3 separate regions of the Homo sapiens genome follow, and all the other regions are linked to region 2. Evidence: read pairs that join two places in POLR2A ChIA-PET (ENCODE). Cell type or tissue: GM12878. All regions are shown on one strand.

Region 1 (2,500 bases), 93 kb after region 2:
TAACTGTTCTTCAGCCTTTATTGGTCTGCTTCACTGTTCTCTAAAAAATATATTTGGACATTAACCATAAAATCAACTAAAAACAGATACAAAATGGCCTAAGAGGCTGGGTGCAGTGGTTTACGCCTATAATCCCAGCACTTTGGGAGGCTAAGGCAGGAGGATTGCTTGAGCCCAGGAGTTCAAGACCAGCCTGAGCAACACAGCGAGACCCCATCTCTATTAAATAATTTTAAAAAAAGAAAGAAATGGCCTCAGAAACATTTCAAGAAAGCATACTAAATGACAGAAATTCTACTTAATATTTTATAACATGTTCAACTAATGATAAATAATTTTGTGAACTCTGGAAACAGAAAAGGAACAATGTCATGGAAGAGAAAAATTTCTGCAATAGGAAAACTCTTCATTAGTGAAAATGATACCAATAAAAGAACAAAATAATCTGGGCATGGTAGTTCACACCTGTAATCTTAGCACTCAGAAAGGCAGAGGCAGGAGAACAGCTTGAGCCCAGGAATTCAAGACCAGACTGGGCAACATAGCGAGACCCCATTCTTCATACAAAAGAAAAAAAAGAACAAAATAAGACACTAATAGCCACAATACAAAAATCATCTTTAAATCCCTAGTCACAAGGTTGAGCTGTTCGTTAACTATGATAATAACCAATAAGTTTCATTTGAGAGCTGAGTACCCCAAAATGAAGTGTGATGGTGGTGGAGTTAAAGGAAAATGTTCACCAGTTAATAAGCCTTCTAGTTTTTCATTAGTTATTCATATTTAAAAATTCCAGCCTGGTCAATATGGTGAAACCCTGTCTCTACTAAAAATACAAAAATTAACCGGGCGTGGTGGCGCACACCTATAGTCCTAGCTACTCAGGAGGCTGAGGCAGAAGAACTGCTTGAACCTGGGAATCGCGACACTGCACTCCAGCCTGGGCAACAGAGTGAGATGCTGTCTCAAAAAATAAAAAAATAAAAATTAATCTACTTTCTACTCATTATATATAAACTCCTATGTTTTTGCTATATATTTTTTCTTTTTCTTTTTTTTTTTTTTTGAGACATGGTCTCATCCTGTTGCACAGGCTGGAGTGCAGCAGCACAGTCTTGGCTCACTGATGATCCTGGAACAATATATTGCTACAAAAGGTAAGGAAGTGCTCGTCAAGACAATGATGGAAATATGTCAAAAGGACACTGGCCAAGTCTAGGACAATTTGACCATCAAAATAAATAATGACAGTAACACACTGTAACCCCCTGAGAAAGTAATCTGTGAAATACCAATTTAAAAAAAAAATGGAGGAGAAGGAAAAGCTCTACAGTATATTGCTGACCAGTAAATCTAGAAGGAATGATGGAATTTGTTTTTTTTTAAAAAAAAAAAAAAGGGAAGGGGAAAAAAACACCATTGGCAAACCTCATCGTAGTAACTGATTTGAGCAAGAATCATCAAGGGATGCTGCAACCAGTAAGGCAAAATTTGGTGACATGGCCAAACATGGTGACTCATTCTTATAATCCAAGCATTTTGGGAGGCTGAGGCAGGGGGATTGTTTCATCCCAGGAGTTCGAGACCAGCCCGGGCAACAAAGCTAGACCCCGTCTCTACAAATATTAAACCATCAGTCGGGCATGGTGATACATGCTTGTAGTCCTAGCTACTTGGGAGGCTGAGGCAGGATTGCTTGAGCTCAAGAGTTTGAGGTTGCAGTGAGCTATCACCATACCACTGTGTTTCAGCCTGAGTGATAGAGTGAGATCCTGTCTCAAATAAAGAAAAAAAAAAATCACCATTTGGCAAACCTCACATTAGTAACTGATCTGGGCAAGAATCATCAATGGATGCTGCAACCAGTAAGGCAAAATTTGGTGACAAAGAAATTGTCTGCATCATCTTAAAGTATCTGCCCACAACACTTATTAATTACTAGTTAATTTTTTTGTTTTTTTTTTTTGAGACAGAGTCTCGTTCTGTCGCCAGGCTGCAGTGCAGTGGCACGATCTTGGCTCATCGCAACCTCCACCTCCCGGGTTCAAGCGATTCTCCTGCCTCAGCCTCCCAAGTAGCTGAGACTATAAGGGCAAGCCACCACATCCAGCTAATTTTTGTATTTTTAGTAGAGATGGGGTTTCACCACATTGGCCAGGATGGTCTCAATCTCTTGACCTCATGATCCTCCCACTTCGGCCTCACAAAGTGCTGGGATTACAGGCGTGAGCCACTGCGCCTGGCCGTTAATTAATAAATACAAACTATTTATTAGCTTTACACTGGAGAAATCTAGTAGAAACCATCTTAACTAAATGATAAAAGTTAACATCACCAGTAACACTCCTCATATGACACACTGAGAAGAGAGCTTCTCAGTACTACCACTTCTGTAGTACTCCCGACAAAAATACATAAATCACGTGGAAACAGCAGACAGATCCCAGCCAAGGCATATTCTACAGATTAACTAGACTGTACTCTTCAAAAATGTCAAGGT
Region 2 (2,500 bases):
TGTACCAGAATACATTCCAAATGGACCAGTGATATGAATGTACAAATAAACCCATAAGAGTCCTAGAAGGGGCCAGGCACAGTGGCTCATGCTTGTAATCCCAGCACTTTGGGAGGCCGAGGTGGGCAGATCATCTGAGGTCAGGGGTTCAAGGCCAGCCTGGCCCACATATAGTGAAACCCTGTCTCTACTAAAAAATACAAAAATTAGCTAGGCGTGGTGGCACATGCCTGTAGTCCCAGCTACTTGGGAAGCTGAGGCAGGAGAATCACTTGAACCTGGGAGGCAGAGGTTGCAATGAGCCAAGATCATGCCACTGCACTTCAGCCTGGGCAACAGAGCAAGACTCTGTCTCGCAAAAAAAAAAAAAAAAAAAAGTTCTAGAAGAAAATACAAAAGAAGAAAAGAAGTCCTTACAACCTTGAATGGCAGAGGCTGGTTTAACTAAAACTTAAAATCCAGAAGCCATAAAATTGATTGATAAATTGTACTTTATGAAAAAAAAGTTCTGTTTTGCCAAAAAAAAAAAAAAAAAAATTAGTCAAGAGAAAAACTACTAACTGGAAAAAATGTTTGCAACTCACATCACGGACAAAGAGCTAACTTCCCTAGTGTGTGAAGAACACTCATAAATTAAGAAGAAAAAGTTCGGGAGTCTGTCTAAGCTACTCTGGCTTGGGAGGCTGCCTGATTAAAAGAAAGAAAATAAAAGAGAAGAAGAAAAAGAAAAGACCAACAATCCAATAGAAAAATGGGCAAAGAATATGAACAGATAGTTTCCATAATGTAAGAAAAAGTATCTGAAATTGGAAATAGGCAAAAATGAGTACTGCATGCCTGTCCAGGGTTTACCTCACACTCTAAGGTTATTAACGTTTGTTTGACTTGCTATTTACAGTAGACTAGAATACTTTACAATCAGTAGGGGAGGGTAAACATTAACTTGTAGAAAGTCAGTAAGGATGCAAAGGATTCTTATTATCTGTGGCAGAGGGGTGGGTGGCAGAAACTGAGCAGTTGGGGACTTTTCTTTGTAAAGCTTTCTGTACTTTTGTTATTTAAATCATGTGACTGTATTACCCTTTCACTTTTTTCTTTTTTTTTTGAGATGGAGTCTTGCGCTGTTGCCCAGGCTGTTGTGCAGTGGCACTATCTCAGCTCACTGCAACCTCCACCTCCAGGGTTCAAGTGATTCTCCTGCCTCAGCCTCCTGAGTAGCTGGGACTACAGGCATGTGCCACCATGCCCAGCTAATTTTCGTATTTTTAGTAGAGATGGGGTTTCACCGTGTTGGCCAGACTGGTCTTGAACTCCTGACCTCGGGTGATCCACCCACCCACCTTGGTCTCCCAAACTGCTGGGATTACAGGCGGGAGCCACCGTGCCCGGCAGTATTACCTTTAAAATTTTAATTAAGAAATTGAATTTCTGTTCAGCTTTATGAAGTATTATATAATTGACATAAAATAAGCTGTGTTTAAAGTATACACTCAGAAAAGTGTTGACATGTGTATACTGATGAAACAACCTCCACAATCAAGGAAGCAGACACATCCACCACCCCCAAAAGGTTCCTATGCCCCTCGTCTCCCTTGCCCTCTGCACCCTCCCCACTGCAAAGATTGATCTGCTTTCTGATTAGTTTCCATGTTCTGGAATTTTGTAAAGATTCATACAGTATGTACCTTTTATTATTATTATCATTATCTTTGGTGTGTCTTTTTTCTTTTTCTTTTTTTTTTTTTTTTGAGACAGAGTCTCTCTCTGTTGCCCAGGCTGGAGCACAGTGGCACAATCTCGGCTCACTGCAACCTCCACCTCCCAGGTTCAAGCAATTCTCTGCCTCAGCCTCTGGAGTAGCTGGGATTACAGGCACCTGCCACCACGCCTGGCTAATTTTTTGTATTTTTAGTAGAGACAGGGTTTCACCGTGTTAGCCAGGATGGTCTCGATCTCCTGACCTCGTGATCCGCCCGCCTCGGCCTCCCAAAGTGCTGGGATTACAGGCGTGAGCCACCGCGCCTGGCCTTTTTTTTTTTTTTTTTTTTTTTTGAGACAGGGTCTTGCTCTGTGGCCCAGGCTGGAGTGCAGTGCCGCAATCTTGGCTTGCTGCAACCTCTGCCTCCTGGGTTCAAGCAACTCTCCTGCCTCAGCCTCCCGAGTAGCTGGGATCACAGGTGTGCACCACCATGCCCAGCTAATTTTTGTATTTTTAGTAGAGATGGGATGTCACCATGTTGGCCAGGCTGGTCTCAAACTCCTGACCATAAGCAATCCGCCCACCTCAACCTCCCAAACTGCTGAGATTACAGGCATGAACCACCGCACCCAGCCAACATCTTTTTTTTGAGACAGGGTCTCACTCTGTCTCCTAGGCTGGAGTGCAGTGGCACAATCATGGCTCACGGCAGCCTCAAACTCCTGAGCTCAAGCAATCCTCCCACCTCAGCCTCCCAAGTAGCTGGGACTACAGGTGTGCACCACCACGCACAGCTAATTT
Region 3 (2,500 bases), 480 kb before region 2:
AAGCAAATGCTTCTAGAAGTGATTGGCTGTGGTGTTGGCAACCAACATTGAACACCCACACCCCTGTGGCCTAGGATGTGAATGCTGGGGCCCTGCCATCTCCCTACTTTCAGAGGGGAAGACAGAGCTCCTTTTTCTGCCGTCACTCCTGAAGCATTACCGGACCAGCACCCCAGACTCATCACCTGCTGGGAGGGCACTGTGCTGTGAGCTGTTCTCCAGGCAGGCCTGTGTGAGGATCCAAGAGGGGTGTCATCGATGATACCAGCTCCGAAAAATATGGGGCCAAGGGAGGGTGGAGTCACCACTTTCCCCTGCTCCTTCCAGCACCAGCAAAGAGGAGGAGCCAGGTGCGAATGGAAGAGGGTCCCTGAGCTCCAAGTAGAAGAAGGTCCCTGCCTCCCCCACCATCCTTCCTCCAATGTCAGCTGGGACAGGGAGCCCCCATGACAGGGCCTTTTAGCCAGTGCTGGGGACTTAGATGTGGATTTTCGGCCATGGAAGAAGTCTCCAGCCTCCTTTAGGAATGAGGGTGGCAGGGGCCCTAGTTGGGGACCACTGCATAACTCCGCAGGTGGGCACAGGGGTGGCGAGGCTCCCCAGACAGGTTACTGCCAGGAACACGTGGGACCAGCCAGGGCAGGGGAGTGTCTCCTCTCACCTCTCCACTTCTGTTGACCCCAGAATTATGGTGACTCAGAGGACTCTAGGGACCCCTGGGGAAACACCTTTATAAGGGGTTACCATGGCAGCCATGGACCAGAGGGAAGAACTGAGGCCCTCAGGTGTGGGTAGAAGTCGATGATCGTTTTCTCTAGTCTAGATCTTCCCAGAGCCTTGAGCAATGGAGACCATGTCTATCATTCATTGCTGGTAAAAAATCAACTTTGCATTAGACTTGGGATTCTCCTAACAGTACTGGGAAGTTGCCCACTGTTGGGGCATCACTTGGGTCCAGATCCTTGGCTCCTGCAGGCTGAGAGACTACTCAGGGAGAGCCTCCACATGGCCAGTGGGGAGAGGCTGGGCTTCGCGCCTCTGGCGTCAGCTTCAAAAGGCTCAGAATAGGCCGGGCGCAGTGGCTCATGCCTGTAATCCCACCACTTTGGGAGGCCAGGGTGGGTGGATCATGAGGTCAGGAGTTCAAGACCAACCTGGTCAAGATGGTGAAATCCCGTCTCTACTAGAAATAGAAAAATTAGCTGCGCATGGTGGTAGGTGCCTGTAATCCCAGCTACTCAGGTGGCTGTGGCAGGGAATTGCTTGAACCCGGGAGGTGGAGGTTGTAGCGAGCTGAGATCATGCCACTGCACTCCTGCCTGGGCAACAGAGCGAGACTCTGTATCAAGAAAAACAAAAAAAAACTCTACGTAATCTCACAATCATCTTGGTTCTTTTAAAGAACCTGCCTTTATAATTTAGGATCCATGAATTTCTCTGTGTGTTTGGAAGCCCTTCCTATGTCCAACCTCGACTAACTCTAGGGTTCTGTGTGCCTGCTGTGGAAAGTCACAGATCTGCTGTTGATCCTAAAGTGGTGTCTTTCAGGCTTCAAGATCTCCTGTTAGGTTCAAGACTGTGGGGTTGAGGACGATCACATTTTTCGAAGCCATTCTCACCGGTCTTAGGGATCGCCTCCAAGGGACTGGTGGGTGCTCCTTCCACTCTCACTTTGGTGATTTGAGGCGCACACTTCTCACCTGCAGCTCTGTTCTTTCTTCCTTGAGATCAGAGGCTGGTTATTGTACTGGGACATACTCTACCTCCTTTTGGCTTCTAATGTCCTTTCCATGAGTTTGCTACCGAGTCAATTACTTGGCTCATTGGATTGAGGTCTTCAGAGAATATTATATGGGGATTCCCAAGGGCTCTCCTAGGGGAGGTGAGGAAGATGATCAATACTTCTGCGTGTCCACCATGTGCTTGGCACTCTACTGACCATAGGGATGTGAGTGAGGATACTGAGGCTCAAAGAGATGAGGTGGCTTGCCTGGAGCTCTCCCAGTTTCTAAGTGATGGCTTCCAAGGCCCCCGGGCTTTCCTTCCATGCCAAGCTCTTTAGAAGTCTCATCTAGTAAAGGTGGTGGCACTACTAGGCATGGACAGAACTTGCCTCAGTGCAAAGCTAGCAGGACAGGGGTGAGGTCCCTACACAGGATGTTCAATGAAGATGGGGGGAATTGAACACAAGGAACTTCAGCCACAGAATGAGGTGTCCATAGGCATTAAGGAAAGTGGTAGAAAAGAAGCACCCAGCGTAGCTCGGGTTAGTGAACCGAGGCACTTCATGCTGCATATTTGTATTGCACGTTTCAGTGTACATCGTGTTTCACTTCCTATATCTCGTTGGACACTTCAGTTTGCCATATGATATGTCCAGGGGGTTCAGGCACGGAGGAAGGGCCTCGGAAGACCTCGGGGGGAGAGGGGCAGGCACTGCTGTGTATTGATGGGGGGATTGTTTGCACTGGTTGATGATCTCTGAACAACCAAGAAGTAC

Evidence for each region. ChIA-PET counts read pairs that join two places held together with the same protein. Peaks named below come from ENCODE experiments on the same cell type or tissue, not always from the same donor. Only the 100,000 strongest peaks of a DNase experiment are listed, where the experiment ranks them.
Region 1: POLR2A ChIA-PET joins it to region 2 with 10 read pairs; 4 of 35 experiments call an interaction of 5 or more read pairs at or near these places.
Region 3: POLR2A ChIA-PET joins it to region 2 with 12 read pairs; 2 of 35 experiments call an interaction of 5 or more read pairs at or near these places.

Annotation. Positions count from the first base shown.
Region 1 is chr17:64,487,978-64,490,477 of GRCh38, forward strand. The region is part of intron 4 of POLG2 (DNA polymerase gamma 2, accessory subunit); the gene reads right to left. It also overlaps a transcript of MILR1 not described here. Among named protein-coding and RNA genes, the nearest start is that of POLG2, 7.8 kb to the right of the region's middle. RefSeq lists a silencer at 2,005-2,179. In GM12878, no CTCF peak of the experiment used is centred here; no DNase peak of the experiment used is centred here.
Region 2 is chr17:64,395,396-64,397,895 of GRCh38, forward strand. No RefSeq gene overlaps it. Among named protein-coding and RNA genes, the nearest start is that of PECAM1, 5.8 kb to the left of the region's middle. In GM12878, no CTCF peak of the experiment used is centred here; a DNase peak (open chromatin) is centred at 976.
Region 3 is chr17:63,913,613-63,916,112 of GRCh38, forward strand. The region is part of intron 1 of LOC112268204 (a long non-coding RNA gene); the gene reads left to right. Among named protein-coding and RNA genes, the nearest start is that of CSHL1, 3.6 kb to the left of the region's middle. In GM12878, no CTCF peak of the experiment used is centred here; no DNase peak of the experiment used is centred here.